2 separate regions of the Mus musculus genome follow, and region 2 is linked to region 1. The links are chromatin loops, found by intact Hi-C in ENCODE. Cell type or tissue: left cerebral cortex. All regions are shown on one strand. Each heading gives the region's core, and the rest is flanking DNA. Links, peaks and the distances in the headings are about the cores only. Region 1 holds the start of Ltbp1 (latent transforming growth factor beta binding protein 1). Region 2 overlaps Ttc27 (tetratricopeptide repeat domain 27).

Region 1 (5,369 bases), core at 370-5,369:
TCATGTGAAGCTGCATGGGGAACAGAGCACAACTCTCAGAGACGATCTTGCCAGTTATATAAGAAACAAGAAACTTGTGTGGAAAACTGTGACTTTGCGGCATCTGCCAGCAGCCCCTTGAGTGGGACTCTTTGCTTATGCATATATTTACATAATCATGGACATGTAGACACACATGTGTTCTAGCATGTGTAGGGATGGGGTGAACATTCATTTTTGGAGGTTATAATTTGGTTGAAGAAGCATCAGAAGTGGTCCCTCCTGTATTGCTGTCAAGAGAAAGAAATATTGCCTTGTGCATTTTCTTTTCTTTTCTTTCTTTTTCTTTTCTTTTCTTTCTTGATCTCTTTCTTTCTTGATCTCTTTCCTTCTCTCTCTCTCTCTCTCTCTCTCTCTCTCTCTCTCTCTCTCTCTCTCTCTTTCTCTCTCTCTCTCCCTTCCTTCCTTCCTTCCTTTCACAGGGTTTCTCTGTGTAGTCCTGGCTGTCCTGGAACTCACGCTGTAGACCAGGCTGGCCTTGAACTCAGAGATCTGCCTGCCTCTGCCTCCCAAGTGCTGGGATGAAAGGCGTGCATGACCACTGCCCAGCTGCCTTGTACATTTTCAGTGGTAGAAAACATTTGTAATTTTTATGGTGTGTGCACGGTATATGTAAGTGGTATGTATGTATGTATGTATGTGTGTATGTATGTATGTATGTGTGTTGTGTGTTCATGCTTGCCTTTATGTTTGTGTGAAGGCCAGAGGAGGACACTGAATGCCCTGTGTGATCATTTCTGCCTAGTCCCTTGAGGCAGGGTCTTTCATTGCACCAGGAGCTAGGCTGATAAGAGCAAGTCCCTGTATTCTTCTGTTTTCCTTCCCCTACAGTGCTAGAGTTATGAGCTTCTGTGACCATGTGGTCTGCTACTATGTGGGTGATGGGGATTTGAACTTAGATCTTTATGGTTGCACACCAGGTGCTCTTACTTTCTGAGCTGTTTCACAGAAAACACTTCTCTATAGAGCCATAGATCAGAGTAAAAACCAGTCTTACTGCAAACTCAGCGATTACAAGCAGAACCTCAGATTCTCTAGAAACTGAGATCCAGGCAGGTGGAATGACTCGCTCAAAGTAAAGTAGCAAGGCTAGGCCCCCAGGGTCTGCTTCCAGCTGTGCTCTCTGTAGACAGCTGCTTCTGTCCTGGAAGCAGTGTTGATATATGCCATTCCCCCATCCTGGACCTGGGAGACACTTGTCAGGAAGACTCACCCAGCACTGAAGACTAGTAAAGACTTCTTGTTGATGCTGCTGCCTGGGTCATTTCCCTTGTCTATTCTCCTCTGCCCTTCCCATCCCATGGCCTCTCTTATCAAAGTGCACTCAGCCTCGCCTCCTGCTTCCTTCCACTGCTCCCTGTCCACTGCAACAACTGCTTAGAAAAATCCCTATATGACACCTAGAATCTTCATCGGGGCAGGTTTGACTTGCAGCTAGGAAACATTCTCTGTTACGAATTGTCCACAAGATGACAAAGAATTATGGGCTAAACTAGGTTCTAGGACCATGGAAATCAAGCAGTGCCTTGTGAGATTTCTGTTATTTTTCTCTAAGCATTACTTAATTCAGCTGCTTAGCTTCTTTAATGCTTTATTTAGATCTTGTTTCCTCAACCAGATAGGTTTCCTTTACACAAAGGCTTTGTGCCCCAGGATACTTTGTAGCTCTAGATAGATACAAAGATGCTGTGTATCTGCTGGTCTTTTGCACAGCGGGCATTTGGTAGGCATTTGTTCCCTTGTACTTTTGCATCTAGAACTCAAAGTTGCAGACTTGGGACAGTGTCTTGACCCTTCTTTTCATCTGGTTCACTTTAACCCAGCTCTAAGGTTGGACTGGAGTTATCCTGTTCAGGGCTGGGAGGGGCTTTTCACCCAGTTTGTGTGTGTGTGTGTGTGTGTGTGTTGAGAAAGCAGAGCTTCTGAGAGGAAAGGTGAAGTGTCCGTGGCCTGTAGCCATTAGTGATCATTTTATCTGGAGCCCTGGTCTCCTCCCCGCGACCAGAGCTATTTCTTTGATGGTAGTGACTCTCTCAGACAGTGCTCCTTCTGGAAGCCTGTGTTCAGGCTGCTGGCCTCCAGGCCCACTTCCCTCAGAGCAAACGCTCACCAGTATTTCTGTAATGTGCAGAGAAAAGTAGGTGACTAGATTAGTCCTCAGCTTGGAATGATTTTTCCCACTATCAGTATTTCTGAAATTATTCTCACTTGCTATCAGTTGTCCTAAGCGGATGCAGGGAAAACCCTCAAACAAAGAACAATCAAAATTACTAATATGTGAGAAAACCCAAGCCTGGGAAAAGACCCTTTTTAATTCACTTAAAAATATTTATTTATTTTATGTGTGTCACTGCTTTGTCTGAATATGTGTATGGGCGCCTGAATGTCAGAAGAGAGCATCAAACCTCCTGGAACTGGAATTTTGGATGGTTGGGAATCTAATCCAGGTCCCCTGAAAGAGCAGCCAGTGCACTTAACCACTGAATTATTGCTCCAGTCCCGGGCCTTTAAAAAATTGTTTTAAAAAATATACAGTTATTATCATGGACTTTTGATTGCAGTCATGTAAAAACAGCATTCATTCTGTTGACATTGTCTTAATTCAGATGTTAGCAGTAAAGACGTCATTTCCTGGTTTTCTTCAAACTCTGTTTTGCACGAGAGAGAGAGAGAGAGAGAGAGAGAGAGAGAGAGAGAGAGAGAGAGAGAGAGAAATTCCTAAATGCTCCATTCCACTCCACTGCAAGGACCACCGGCAGGGCAGCCTCTGCGATTTTCTTCATCTACACGGGCGCCCCCTGCTGCCCATCCCGCATTCTTGACCCTCCAATGTCAGGAGCAGGGTACCACAAAGTCTTCCGGAGGTTGCAGTCCTAAAGAAAACCTTCCTTCAGACTAATAGAGCTAATCACTTTCCAATGGACAGCTCACGCTACCTCGGATAGCCTTTTCTGGGACCGGACCTAGTGTTTTAATCCAACTTCTGCAGACAGTATCCGAGCAAACTCGAGTAAAAGTGCCTGCGCTTCCAAACTGTATTACTCGAATCCTTTCCGGCTGCTAGAAGGAAAGGGCCGTTCCCTCACCTTGCTGAGCCCTTTGTCTTTTCCTGGCGCTGGGGAGCGGGAATCCCTGTCCACCCGACCCATAGCCCCAATATCTGGATGCGGAGGGTGGCGGCTCATTCTCCGGCTCATCTCGAGCTTTCCCCAATTAGGATTTGCTGCCTGACGTCACGTCTGCTGCAGATTGGCTGTTCAGATCTGACACAGGGCTCCACCGGGGAGAAGAAACTTTTAAAAGACTTTGCAGCCGGGGCTGCCTCTGAGCGTCCAGCGCTCACGGTCGTCCTTGCTCACCCTCGCGGGGTTGGCGCCCGTAGCACCCCAGCCGCACCCGGCGACACCTCGTCTGAGCCAGGGGACCCTCACCTTGAGCAGCTCGCGCCCCTCCCCTCCTCTCCACCCCAACTCCCGCCCCCTGCTCGCCTCCACTCCCGGCTGGGGTCCGCTGCCGCTCAGCCGCCCGCAAAGCTCCCTCCCCTGCGGCCACCCAGTTGGTCTCCACCCCGCGGCGCACGGGCTCTCCGCAGAGTCCTTGGGGATACCGAGGGAGCGCGCCGGGGCAGGACGAGCCGCGCGGCCGGAGACTGCCCGCGATGGCGGGAGCCTGGCTCAGGTGGGGTCTCCTGCTCTGGGCAGGGCTGCTAGCGTGGTCTGCGCACGGCCGGGTGCGGAGGATCACGTACGTGGTGCGCCCGGGCCCGGGACTGCCGGCCGGAGCCTTGCCTCTGGCTGGGCCCCCGCGGACCTTCAACGTCGCACTGGACGCCAGGTACAGCCGGAGCTCAACAGCCGCCTCCAGCCGCGCCTTGGCTGGGCCCCCAGCCGAGCGGACCCGGCGCACCAGCCAGCCCGGCGGCGCGGCCCTGCCGGGGCTCCGATCTCCGCTGCCACCCGAGCCCGCGCGTCCGGGGGGGCCCAGCCGGCAGCTCCACTCTAAGGCGGGTGCTCAGACCGCGGTCACTCGCTTCGCCAAACATGGCAGGCAAGTCGTGCGCTCCCAAGTGCAGCAGGACGCTCAGAGCGCCGGGGGCTCCAGACTGCAGGTTCAGCAGAAGCAGCAGCTGCAGGGGTAAGCCCACGCTCTGCCTGCCTCGCGCGCCGGGACCCGCCGAGGCCCGGGAACCGTCTCCTCCCCGCCGGAGGCGCTGCGGGAAGGGGTGGGCACGGGGGAAGCCCGCTCACTTTTTACTGGTGTTTAACTCTCAGTGCATTGTTACCCAGCTGCGGGGGAAACACAAAAGGCATTTATTTCTTCCCCGGGGCGTAACCTCCTGTGCGCAAACCCTTCTGCTCCTAGACTATGGGCGTAAACATGAAGTCACTACAGCTTAATCCCAAGGCATCAATTAAACTTCTTGCAACTCGGTTTTTTATTTTGGTTTACCTAATGAAAAAGGGATTGTGAGTGAAAGCTGGCTCTAAAGACCCAGCTCTCCTTGAGCATCCCAGAAATTGTATACTTGGGTTTCCTGGCACCTGTGGGTCCTAAATTGGTAAGGGGCTGGGGGTGAGACTCCACGTGAACAGCAGTAGGAATTAAAGTTTGTTATTCGGTGCTGGTAAGTATCCCCACTGAACGGCTTTAACCCCATTAATCACAAGTTAGGATGGGGGCGACTTAATTTGGACATACGCCCCCCCCCCCCCCCCGCAGGGATGGATTCTCGGGGTGATCTCACTCTTTTGGCAGCACGGGGGAGGGGGAGGGGCTGGGGGATACTACTCTCTGAAGCAAAGTGGGCCCAGAGAATATGAAGAATACATTTGACTCTGTTTTAATTTGGAGTTTAAGAGACAACTGTTTGTTTGGATTTTAAGACTCCATGCTTGTTTATGCACATCCCTTAGTTCCTCCATCCTTCCCAGGTGAATGGTCCCTGACCCTTCCACTTGAGCAACTTTGGGTGGAGCATCCTGGGCACACTTTGGAGCTCTCTCTCTAATCGAGAGGAATGTGTAAGCAAGAGATTGGCTTTTCAGGAACACTCTGAAAGCTTGAGTTCACTGCGCTGGACTCAGAGGTCTCGCTTTGTTTCAGGATCAACGTCTGTGGAGGGCAGTGCTGCCACGGGTGGAGTAAACCTCCTGGCTCCCAGAGGTGCACCAAACGTAAGTCACTGTACTCACAGCGGGCCTTGCACAGTGGACCAGGTGGGGCTGTGTGTGTGTGTGGGGGGGGGGTGGAGTGGGAGGAAGAGGGTCAGGTTGGGTTAGGGAGGTTCTACAGAGGCCTCTTGAAGAGGCAGGCACTGCCCCTGGGAAGGT
Region 2 (5,369 bases), core at 221-5,220, 190 kb before region 1:
CATTCATAGAAAGCCAAGAACTGGTCCCTGGCTTGAAGCCTGCTGGTGACGATCAAAAACAGACTCTGAGGACTGAAGAGTGGGTGCGGTGAGACAGCAGATTACTATCAGTAACCTGCTTCCTAGGGAGATGGTGGTCAAATGCAGTGCTGAACCGAGAATAGACAGCTAAGTAAAGAGATACTAGACGGCCTTGTTTTATTGCAGGCAGAAGTGAAACACTGGTGGACAAAGGTGAAGGGAAGCCAGTGGCAGTGCTGAGTGGTAGGGGGCAGTCAACGGGACTAATGCTTTCCTGAGACTGGAGCTTTTTAAAGCACTGATGATCTAAGCTAGGATGTAACGTGGATTCCTTTAGCAGTATTGAGAGATGCAAAAGCTTGTTAAGATGCAGGCTTGCAATCCTTTGTTTTTTGTGTGTCAGTGGGGAGAGGAGAGGTGTGAGTCCCCTGTGAGCAGTGGTAGAATAAATGGGCAGTGTGCTTTTGCTGCCTAGAGGCGAATGAAGCAACAATGGATGGTCAGGAAAGGCCTGATGGAGAAGTGATTTTCACTGAGCACTTAAAGAAGGGTTAGATTCACAGAAGTGAAACTGGGGGCATGTCTTCTGGGAATAATATATTCTGCATGTGCAAACACCAGTCATTTAGAAAGCAAAGATTCTTGGTGACTGTAGAGTTCTGACTTTATTCTATTCTATCCTAATAGTAACACAGCAAGGAGTTTTACATATGACCAGGCTTCAGGTACTGACTTTTAAGCACTCTGTAGATACTCTTAGCCAGCGGCACAATCACCAAGATCCTTAATGTTTTTACTAACTTTATAGATGAAGAATTAGAAGTGTCAGTTTGTACCAGCCGCTGTAGTTGATGAAGACAGGAGTTGATATTCAGCCTGGACATTTGCCCTAGCTTCAGAGCTCTTAACTTCTCGGTTTGACCTCTGTAGGAGATTGTGGAGGACACAGTGCCATATTGGCCAAGGCCAAGTCTAGAGCGTCCTGAATACCTTCAGCTGTTAGCGTAGACGTTGTTTCCCGTCAACAAAGAGTCACTGGGCTATTGGAAGAAGCAGAATAAAGTTGTAAGATTGGAGCTGTCTGGCACAGGGTGCCCAGTGAATCTCCTGAGCTCTCCCTGTGAGTCAGACCTTTGAATCATGGTTCATCCCAAGGCCTGGGCCATACTCACCCTTATGTACAGGGCAAATGTTGCCTGTCCTTTTAGTGGTTTTTGTTTTGAGGCAGGATCTTACTGTGTAGGCTAGGTTGGCTTTGAGCTTGTCATTTTTCTGCTTCAGCCTCCCTAACACTGGGTTTATGGCATGTGACACTATGCCTGACTCATTTTAGTTTTTGAAAGGATAAAGTATCTACATTTGAAATGTGACCCAATAATTTCTGTCGTAAAGTTATTACTTGTGGTAGAAAATTCAAGGAGGTTGGTGTTCCCTTTTCAAAGAGCAGACAGGATGGACATATGTGAATAATATGTACAGAAAAAAAAGAGTCTTTTTCTTTCTTTCTCATATTGGCTAGCAATAAAAAAAAGAAAGGAAGGAAGGAAAAAAAAAAGAAAGGAAGGAAGGGAAAAAAAAGAAAGAAACTCCTAAGGCTTAATTTTACAGCTGCCAAGAACCCTGTGGTAGCGTCTGGGCCGTGATAGAGTGGGGAAGGTGGAAACCCTGCCTGATGCCTGCTTGGTTCTGAGACCTAGGAACCCCAGAGGCATGGCACAGGCCGGTCTGTTCTGTGCCTGCATAAGGTGGAAAGCCGAGTCTGCAATCACTCCACTGCTCGGAAAAGCAGAGCCAGCATACGTATGGGCTAGCTCAGTTCTGGTGCAGTCAGCTCTCTGCAGCAAACGTGCAACTGTCTCTCCCGCCTGTTGCTCTGCAAGGTGATGAGAGAAATCACTCTTGCCCGTTATCTGTAGCCAACAGGGAGATAAACCTTCTGGGAAGGTCTCGGGAGCAGATGACTTACGTGGTGTAAGTTTTCTGGAAAGAAGAGGCAAATAACAGAATAGCTGTAAACATCCAAACAAGAAACAGCATTAAACAACCAATAGTAGAATTCTTTTACAACAGTAAAAGGAAAATTAAGGAAACTATCCCCTTAGGGAGACAGTAAAACTGACAGGTTAAAGAGTGTTCTCCTTCAGTGAGGGGAATATTAGAGTGCAAGTATGGTGATGCACGACTTAAGAGCATGGAGCATGTCTTGGGGAAAGCCACTACCAAACAGAGGTGGCAGTGATCTTGGATTTGGCCTAAGGGTATTTCCTGTTTGTTGAACTATATTCAACAGCTTGTTTTCATTTGTGCCATGAGACTGAGGTAGGGAAGAAGGCACAGGATAGAGAACGGGGCGTGCCTTTAGGGCTAGATTATGTTAACCTTTAGTTCATGTGACAGACAGACGCCAACCAGTTGGTCCCGAAGGGACATAGCAGAAATTGTGAACTTGTTTATTCATGTGGACAGCGCCCCATTCCCACCCCCAAGCCCCCCAGTCCCTTAGGAAGAAGGAACTCTGGGTAGCAAGTCAGAAAACTGGCGAGGCAGTGGTGGTGCACGCCTTTAATCCCAGCACTTGGGAGGCAGAGGCAGGCAGATCTCTGAGTTCAAGGTCAGCCTGGTCTACAGAGTGAGTTCCAGGACAGCCGGGACTACACAGAGAAACTCTGTCTTGAAAACAAAACAAAACAAAACAAAAGGAAATTGTGATATCCAAGCAAGTGGTATTTCTGTCTGTTTCCTTCGTGCTGTAAAGTTATCTTTTTAGTCATAAAAGTAATTTTACTCATTCTCTAGTGGCCTTAGATGGCTAATTTCTATTTTTGGTGTTGAAGTTTATAAAGTGCTGTAATTGCTCTCCTCACTACCCAACACTGCACTCCAGAAACTAGTAATCATGAAGCTTTGAGTAAACTTCCTCTATAGACCATGTTTTTCTCTTGGCCTCTTTTGAATTGATTTCTAAGGCCTCTAATTGAATAGACTCCCTTTATATCTCTTCAAATCTGCTGATTCCAAATACTGTCTTGTATGACCAATGTATTTATCCCACCACTAGATGGCACCAGTGTACCTCAGAACCCTATCACTTCTGGGGAGTCCCAGAGCCTTGGAATTATAGCCTGGTTTAACACCCCCCCCCCCTTAACATCCAGGAACTGAGTCTCTGAGGTTGCGTATTACAGCTGAAGCCACGCAGGTGCTCAGAGTCTCCTGAGTCAGCCATCGTCTGCTCACTTCTGTTATACTCTCTCTGATGCTAGGGGGCCATATTCCAGCCACTTGTGGTTTTGTTTTTGTTTTTTGTTTTAAGTTATTTAAAATATTTAAGCAATCATTATTTAAATACAGGCATCACATTATTTAAAATAAACAGTTGTTTTGCTTTTGTTTTTTGCATTGACTCCCATACAGTGGACTCTGGCTTCCATAGGTCATGGCCAGCAATAGCAATGGCCTCCTGGCTTGCTCTAGATGTGTGAGCTCTATAGAAATCTCAACAGAGCCTTTCTGCCAAGTGCTTGTTTCCATTTTTGGCAAGACCCTTTTGATGCTCCCCTCCATCTGAACATGCCCACCCCTCTGTTGCTGCTTCTCTGTCTGTGCATGGCCTGACAAGGCAGCCTTTGGGGAAGGACTCATTTGTGTTCTGAAGGTACATGTTACTGCATTATTTCCCCCCGTCTTTCGGTACTGGTGACTGGGGTGGTGTGATGATTTGTATGTTTGGGCTAGGAAGTGACATTATTAGGAGGTGTGGCCTTCTTGGAGTAGGTGTGTCACTGTGGGTGGTGTGGGCTTTAATACCCGAGTCCTAGCTGCCTAGAAGCTAGTATTCTCCTAGTGACCTGAAGTTGAAGATGTAGACACCTGCACTGTGCCTGCATGCATGCTGCAGTGCTCCTGCCTTGATGATAATGGACTGAAGCTCTGAACCTGTAAGCAGCCTCCATTAAATCCTGCCTTTATAAGAGTTGCCTTGGTCATGGTGTCTGCTCACAGTAGTAAAGCCCTAACTAAGACAGGTGTATTGTCATAAACCATAGCTCATGTGCGGGTAGGATGGTATATTGAGAGGCAGTGTGGTGCGGTGGGGAGGGTGAGGCTTGGAGTAACACTGATGTGGTTGAACACCTCCTATGTTCAGCATTTCCTTAATGAGGGTGACATTCATTACCTAGCAGAGTTTCTGTGAGGAATACATGAAGTTGTAAATGGAAAGCTCGTAGTGTCAGGGCCTGGCATACTTAGTAGATGCTTGTTAAGGTGACTAGAAAGAGGGAACAGGAATGATTATAGTATATGAAAGGTTGGAATGAGATGTGGCTAGGCAAAATTAGTATATACTATTGTTAACAGAAATTTTGGGTTCTTAGTTCCATTAATAAGGTAATTTTAGAATAGACTTTAATGGAAAATTATGTATAATTTTATTAGTATTCAAAAAAATTCGCAGAGCAGGCAAGCTGTAAATCCCAACAGCTGTCTGGAGGAGGAGACTGGAGAGATAAGGAATACCCTGTCCTTTGAGTTAAGCTGGTGTGGAGGTGAGACACATGGTGACACATAGGGGCTTGGAGATGTTGTTTAGAGAGAGAAAGAGTAAGGAAGCCCAATGTACTAGAAAAGGCATATTTAGGTTCTGGCCAGCACCTTAAAGAGAAAAAAAAGGGAAAAGAAAAGCTGTACATTTGTACTCAGAAAAGTGGGCACGCTCACAGAGTCACTGAGGCTCTTGACTGTACTCGAGGCTGGAGGAGAATACGTCATCAAAGGGCTCATTATTCTACTGTTTCTATAGCATGGTTTAAGATGAGCTTGCCTTCCTGGGGGTAATCCTGCCTTCCTGAGGGGTGGTCTGTAGGCTTAGATATTTTCAAAATCTACTTTATTTAGGATTCTTAAATGCTCCAACCTCCCTTCTAGCCCACTGATCAGAGGTAGGGGAGAAAGGTGATTAAGAGGAAAAGGGGGTTGTGGACCTGTTTGAAGTAGTTCCTTGGGAGCAGTTCCACTCTTTGTTGTCAGGATACCAGCAGTCCAGTTCAATAACAAACACCAAATACAGATCAGTAGTGGCAACTTGATTTAACAGAAACAGCAAGGCAAGCAGCCAGAATGAGCTGGAACACCCTGAGAATTCCTTTGATGTAATTCTATGAAGTGAGGACTAGTGAAGAAGAGTGCAAGAGCATCCTCTCAGTTTATGGCCTTCCATTTATCTTCTTTCTAGACATCACACATCCTCTCAAGGGTCTGTTTTCAGCAAAGCATCACATGCCCTCTGTACTGGCTAGTTTTGTGTCAACTTGACACAGCTGGAGTTATCACAGAGAAAGGAGCTTCAG

The links. A loop is a pair of places that touch in the nucleus more often than their neighbours do. Peaks named below come from ENCODE experiments on the same cell type or tissue, not always from the same donor. Only the 100,000 strongest peaks of a DNase experiment are listed, where the experiment ranks them.
Region 2: a loop joins it to region 1, with 9 times the contacts of the local background. A loop is called at or near these places in 38 of 42 quality-filtered maps.

What each region holds. Positions count from the first base shown.
Region 1 is chr17:75,002,189-75,007,557 of GRCm38, forward strand. It overlaps Ltbp1 (latent transforming growth factor beta binding protein 1), which reads left to right and starts at 3,341. Exons shown (of 34, transcript NM_019919.4): 1 at 3,341-4,173; 2 at 5,143-5,213. The coding sequence starts at 3,698. In left cerebral cortex, for the core only: CTCF peaks have their summits at 2,852 (motif pointing left) and 4,266; DNase peaks (open chromatin) are centred at 2,878, 3,223 and 4,129; H3K4me3 peaks cover 1,686 bases.
Region 2 is chr17:74,807,947-74,813,315 of GRCm38, forward strand. The region is part of intron 13 of Ttc27 (tetratricopeptide repeat domain 27); the gene reads left to right. Among named protein-coding and RNA genes, the nearest start is that of Ttc27, 93 kb to the left of the region's middle. In left cerebral cortex, for the core only: a CTCF peak has its summit at 3,084 (motif pointing right); a DNase peak (open chromatin) is centred at 3,101.